Linked DNA regions of Homo sapiens: region 2 is linked to region 1. Evidence: chromatin loops called from intact Hi-C (ENCODE). Cell type or tissue: A673. All regions are shown on one strand. Each heading gives the region's core, and the rest is flanking DNA. Links, peaks and the distances in the headings are about the cores only.

Region 1 (2,920 bases), core at 230-2,729:
GCTTCCAAATTCCCAGAAACCCCCATCCTGATTTCAGCACTCCTTTACCAGTCAGTACCAAGGACAGCGACTATTGCTTCTGGTTCCAGAAAACACAATACAAAGATTCAAAGGTATGAGATCCAGGAGGGCCTGAGAGGTGGTGAAGTCTAGCCTGTCCCCTTACAGGTGAGGACACAGGCCCAGAGATCAGAGGGTATTTTCCAGCACCAAGCTAAGCCCAGGTACTCAGGCAGGCAGGATCTCATGATTCACACTGCGTGCTGCACCTGGGATGCTGCCACGCTGCCTGGACTCTGGGCTCCTTGGAGGAAGGGGCTGGACATAACTCATCTGTGTCCCCACAACCCAGTCCAGGGCCAAGCACAGAGGAGATGCTTAGCGTACACGGGTTTAACTTATCTGTAAATCCAAATCCTCCCAGGCACATCCCCATAGGCCCAGGCCAAGGAACACCTCCCCTGGGAAGACCACCTTGTCAATGGTGGAGAAAGTGCCTGCAGCTTAGAGCTGGTATCACCATTTCACATGAGCAAACCTTCTGTGTGTTATTGCTGCTTTCTTCCCAACTATAATAAATTGTCTCCTCAATAAACCTGAGAATTACTAATTCATATTCTCTGAATCTTTAATAATGCCTGGCATAGATATTTGTAGGATACCTGCATGAAATACTGTCCCAATAGAGAGAGAGAGAGAGAGAGAGAAGAGGAGGAGATAGTTAGAGGGACAGAGACTTAGAGAGGCAGAGACATTTTTAAAGAAACAAGAAGAACACTATGCATCACTGTGTCACAACTATTGTTCAGTGGCCCCCAAAGCCCAAGAGGACCCATTTAAGCAAGTAGGGATCACCAGTGAGATTTCAGACTTGCTTCCTTTAGTTCGATCCAGAAGAGAAAATAAATATTATGACTCATTGTTGGTTTAAAATGAGCTTTCCTACCCTCAAACACAAAACAAACGTGGATTCTATTCATCTTCCCTCCAGCCTACACTCTGGGCAACACCTTTGCATGCACACATCAGCCACTGTCTGTCACTTCCCCATGGCGGGGGAGCATGCTGCTCAGTAAGGCTTCACAGCAGAAAGCTTATATCAGATTTGCAGAATCAGGTGAGTGAATCACAGACAAGGCCCCTGGGCCTTCCGCACAAACCAGCTACTTGGTGGAAACGGGCAAGGGTTGACAAACTGAAGGATGATAGAGTCAGAAGAGAGGATCCTTCAGCTATGTTGAAGAGACTCCTTCCTAGATGGTCAAATAAGGATCTTCAGACTCCAGATAGGAAGTGTGGTTTTGTAACACGCTAATCTGACTGTATTTGGTTACTATTGAAGACCACCATGGCTCTACTTTGCTCACAAAAGCTGCTTAACCTGAATAGCAGGGCACCAAGGTTGGGGTCATTCCATGAATGTGGTCTTTGCTTCTACCCCGCCCTTTGCTCTAGCACCACCCACTGCTCAGCTAGTCACACACAAGGTGGCCCTCTAGGGGGACTCGTCCCTCCTAGGAATGCCTTTCTACCCTCCCCTCCCTAGTTCTGCAATTAGCTGGGGACTCCCAGGCATTTTTAGGACCCCAGGCTGAGCAAGCTGTCATTCCTCTGTGCCCCAGAGGCAGGCCCTCTGTGGCTCTCCATCAGCTCCTGTATTACAGTGACTTTTTTACTCCCACCACCACACTGTGTACCTTTGAGGACAGAGTCTGTGTGGTGGACACTGGCTGACTGCCAAATACCCACTGCGATTCCCCATGCCTCCCGCTATACAGCAGAATGAGACCTGAGAAACAGACTCCAGTCTGGGGATTGGGACGTGTTAGTCCAAGCTATTGTGGCAACCTCATCCCCTTGGGCAGTGACTGGTCTTGAGCCCAGGGCTAAGCCAGTCAGTGTGTGGTGGTGCCCTGGAGATGCTGTTGGTCAGGGGCAATACAGGCACAAGAGCTGCTCCAGTCAGAAGGAAGATTGGGCTTTTTCTGTAGAGTTAGTGAGGAAGAACTCTTTTTTCTCAACTGGCCACGAATGAGGAACTCTCTTCTCTCCACATTGGCCCAATGGCTCCTTGACCATGAGGGAATCCAGCCCCAGTGTGTGTCCAGCATTGTGGATGCCAGAGGACAGGATGGGAGAACCTGCATCCTTGTTGGCACCATAGAGCCTCTGGGTCCTTCATTTGCCCTCTGAGTTTCTGACACTGCTAAGAAGTGCATTTCCAGCGTCAGCCAGTCAGGACTGAGTTACCTGTCACTCATAGTTGAAACTCCAGAACTGATATAGTTGGTCTCAGTCACCTTTGTGTGTCAGTGCTCAGAAGCATGTGAGAAAGAGTAGATGCTCAAATACGAGAGTGTCAGCATTGGGTGCTCAATTCCTGTTGCTGGTTAGGAAAAGAATCAATGAGGAGGAGGAAAGAAGCTTGCTGAGGGCAGTGAGACCATCAACCACCAGATTGGGATGCATCAAGGGCAGGTAATGACAACCACCTATGCAGATTCCACAGTGGAGCCAGCACCCACCCTAGGTCTCTGTGGCTCCAGTGCCTGGCTTATCTCTACCATCTGTCCTGCCTGGTGACCTCAGACCCAAAGAAGGCATTACTGGATGTATTGTGTATTCCATATTCAAGATATTTTATCAGAAAATGCTTTAAAGGTGCATTTAAATACTGGTCAAACAATATTATTTTATATTCTTTCTTTTTACATCAGCATCACATAAAAATATAAATTCTTTTATCTTAACCCAGCAACCAGTCATATCTCTCCAGGGCCTCTGCTGATCATTATCAATGTGTCAACATTGTTTTGCTGTCTTTGTAATCCATATATATTCCTGCTTCCTACGTTTTTTTAGTTAACTCTTTCATTGACAGGTAGCAAAGTAGCAAAGGACCTTGTCTGCGTAATCATCA
Region 2 (2,920 bases), core at 247-2,746, 170 kb before region 1:
CAGCCTCATGTAATCCCCTCCCCTTGAGTGACTTGCTTCTAATAAACAAAACACTGCAACATTGAGGGGATGTCACTTCCATGATAAAATTACAAAAGATTCTGACTTCTGTCTTGCCAGCAGACTGCTTTCAATGGTGTTTTTGAGGAAGCCTCTTATTACATTGGGGTGGCCTATGTGCCAAGAAACTGATAAGGCAATTTGCACATCCTGAGCTATGAATTTGTGGAATAGAAATTAAACTCATGTGACTGGACCATGATGTTTGTGGAGAGATGCAGCAGGATATGAGGTTAGAATGATAGGTTATGGCTAAATTGTGAAGGGCCCTCAATAGCCAGCTAAGGATTATGAGCTATACTGGAAGGCAATAGGGAACCATTGAGAATCTTGGAGCAGATGAGTAACTTTATTAGATAGAGTTGCTCTACCAAAGACTAATCAAATGCTGTATGCACAACACATCAAAGGGGGAGAAATTAGAGACAGCTTCCCGGGGGAGGTAGTGAGGCCCTGAATTCGGACCCTCTGACTAAAGAAATAAACAGCAGCCCAGAAAATACTGTAATAGAATTCTCATTGATGTTGAAGGTTCTCTGAACACTCCCCAGTTTGTGAGGCAGAAACTCTATCAGGTATTTATTTGACATCCACCTCATTTCCACTCCACACAGTGACAAACTCATATTGGAACTGAAAATAATCACAAGCCTGACTCTGTGAAAATGAAAGGAAATGTTCCCAAGATGGAGAAAGGAGCTGGTAGGGCTGAGTATTTTCTCAGCTTCCTGGAGAAGACCCATTTATAAACCTTAACAAGGGTGCCAGGGTTCCCAGGCTCTGCCTTCTTCACCTTTCCATGTTCTGGCTCCCCACATCCCTAGGCATCCTTGAAGGAGGATTGAAGGGTGTTAGAAACCATTCCAATATTTAAAAAAAAAACCCACATAGATATCCTTGCAGTTACTCACAATATTCAGCACAGTGAACAAGGATGCCAAATCCCTTTGGTTGGGGCTAGAAGTACAAGCAGTACTACATGGCAGTTCTGGATGACCAATTAAAATTCCTGGCTGGATCTGTGCTTTTAATTAACTAAAATGGAAAAATGAATTAATTGCCACTTCAAAATTAGAGCATGTTTAGTGGTGGTAGCTTGATGTAATGGTCAGTATAGCAAAATGAAGTTGCTGTGTTGGTCTGCTGTGTGCTCTTGATAAGGGATTCCTCAGTGAGATTCAATTTTTGCTCCCCAGGAGGATGGGGCCAATAATCATTGCCTTTCAAGGTTGTTATTTGGATTAAAGACATAATGTATGCAAGGATCCTAGCCCTCAGTAAATGGTGGCTATCTTAAAAATAGTTGGACAAGATATTTATACAATATTCTGGCAAAAGGGGATTGGACTGAGAGGAGATCTGTCCGTGGTCCTGAAAGTTTGATCACCACTGCTTTTGTTCTTTATGCCAGGAGCATTGGTTCAGCTGACTTCATTTCTGTCATGGACTTTTTCTTCAGCCAAGTTTTTAAAATGTTTTTCTAGCCCTGATGTAATTGTTCTTCTATCTTTTTGCTACAGTAATCTTTTAAAGGCACAGATTTAGTAGTCTTATGCCCTTGACAAGGTCCAAACCTCTCCCAAGGCATCGGAGACCCCCAAAATAGACTACCTCCCTGCCTCTCCACCCTCCTCTCCCCTCAATTCCCATCATATGCTCATATGTTCAAACCTGAGGAGGGGATCGTGGGAATCCCCGATTTATAGCCGGTTGGCCAGAAATACTGGAGGCCTGGACTTAAGAGTGGAATCTCAAGTCAGGGCAGTCTTGTGAGGTCAGTGTGGGAAAAATCTCACATGTTCTGGTGACCAGAGATGTTATGTGTTGATTGTGTGCCTATTATATGCAGTGATTTTTTAAAGGACCAGTGATTAATAAAGGAGATTCTATAAAAGCATTCCATGAGGGATCAATTATGTTGACTTAGTTGGACACTAAGCAGTGAATGGACAATAACAACAACAGAGATCAATGGGACACAAAATAACAAAACAAAAGAAATACTGCCAGGCTTGGAAAAGAGCACAGGATCTGAAGTAAGAAGGTCTGAGTTCAGGCTTCATTCCACCAGTTCCTAGGTACGTGACCAAGAGCAAGCACCCAACTATAACAAGCCTGTTTCCGAATGTGAAAACTTGCAATGAAAAAATGCCCTTTTCTATCTACACCAGAGTGAGCATGTTTGGGTAGATGCTTCTTACTAAATAAGACACAAAAGTTGCAAGCTAATTATTGGTATAAGATGCTGTGCAAAAATAGCTGAGTTAAAGAAAATAACTCATCAGCCTTTCCCTACTAACCTGCAGACAGAGACACTATCTTCCCCCAAGGGCCAAATAAGAAATATGTTCTTGTTTTCAATTTCTCTTTCCCAAACTCCACACCAAGCCCCGCCATTATATCATGTCAATTCTTCTTCCATATGTCTCCTTCTATTCTGAAACCCCACTCTCTGCTTTGAGTGGGGTTGTCACCATCTCCAGCCTGGACCCCTGCAGTGCATGGTCTTCTAATCCAGACCTTCCCAAGCTTTCATGCATGAAGAGTTGGCCCTCTGTATCTATGAGTTCATATGTGTGATTTCAACCAACAGCAAACCGAAAATATTTTAAAAAACAACAAAAGTAACAACATAACAATACAAATGATACAAATGTAAAACCAACACAGTAGAACAACTATTTACATAGCATTTGCATTGTATCAGGTAGGTCTGATAAGCAATCTAGAGACGATTTAAAGTATACTGGAGGATGTGCATAGGCTGTATGCAAATACTATACCATTTTATATAAAGTGCTTGAGCATTTGTGGATTTCGATATGCTCTAGGGTCCTGGAACCAATCCCTTGTGGATACC

The links. A loop is a pair of places that touch in the nucleus more often than their neighbours do. Peaks named below come from ENCODE experiments on the same cell type or tissue, not always from the same donor. Only the 100,000 strongest peaks of a DNase experiment are listed, where the experiment ranks them.
Region 2: it touches region 1 in a loop (2.3-fold over the local background); 2 of 110 quality-filtered maps call a loop at or near these places.

The regions. Positions count from the first base shown.
Region 1 is chr14:95,953,304-95,956,223 of GRCh38, forward strand. No RefSeq gene overlaps it. Among named protein-coding and RNA genes, the nearest start is that of TUNAR, 78 kb to the left of the region's middle. In A673, for the core only: no CTCF peak of the experiment used is centred there; no DNase peak of the experiment used is centred there.
Region 2 is chr14:95,782,909-95,785,828 of GRCh38, forward strand. No RefSeq gene overlaps it. Among named protein-coding and RNA genes, the nearest start is that of TCL1A, 70 kb to the left of the region's middle. In A673, for the core only: no CTCF peak of the experiment used is centred there; a DNase peak (open chromatin) is centred at 1,443; H3K27me3 peaks cover 554 bases.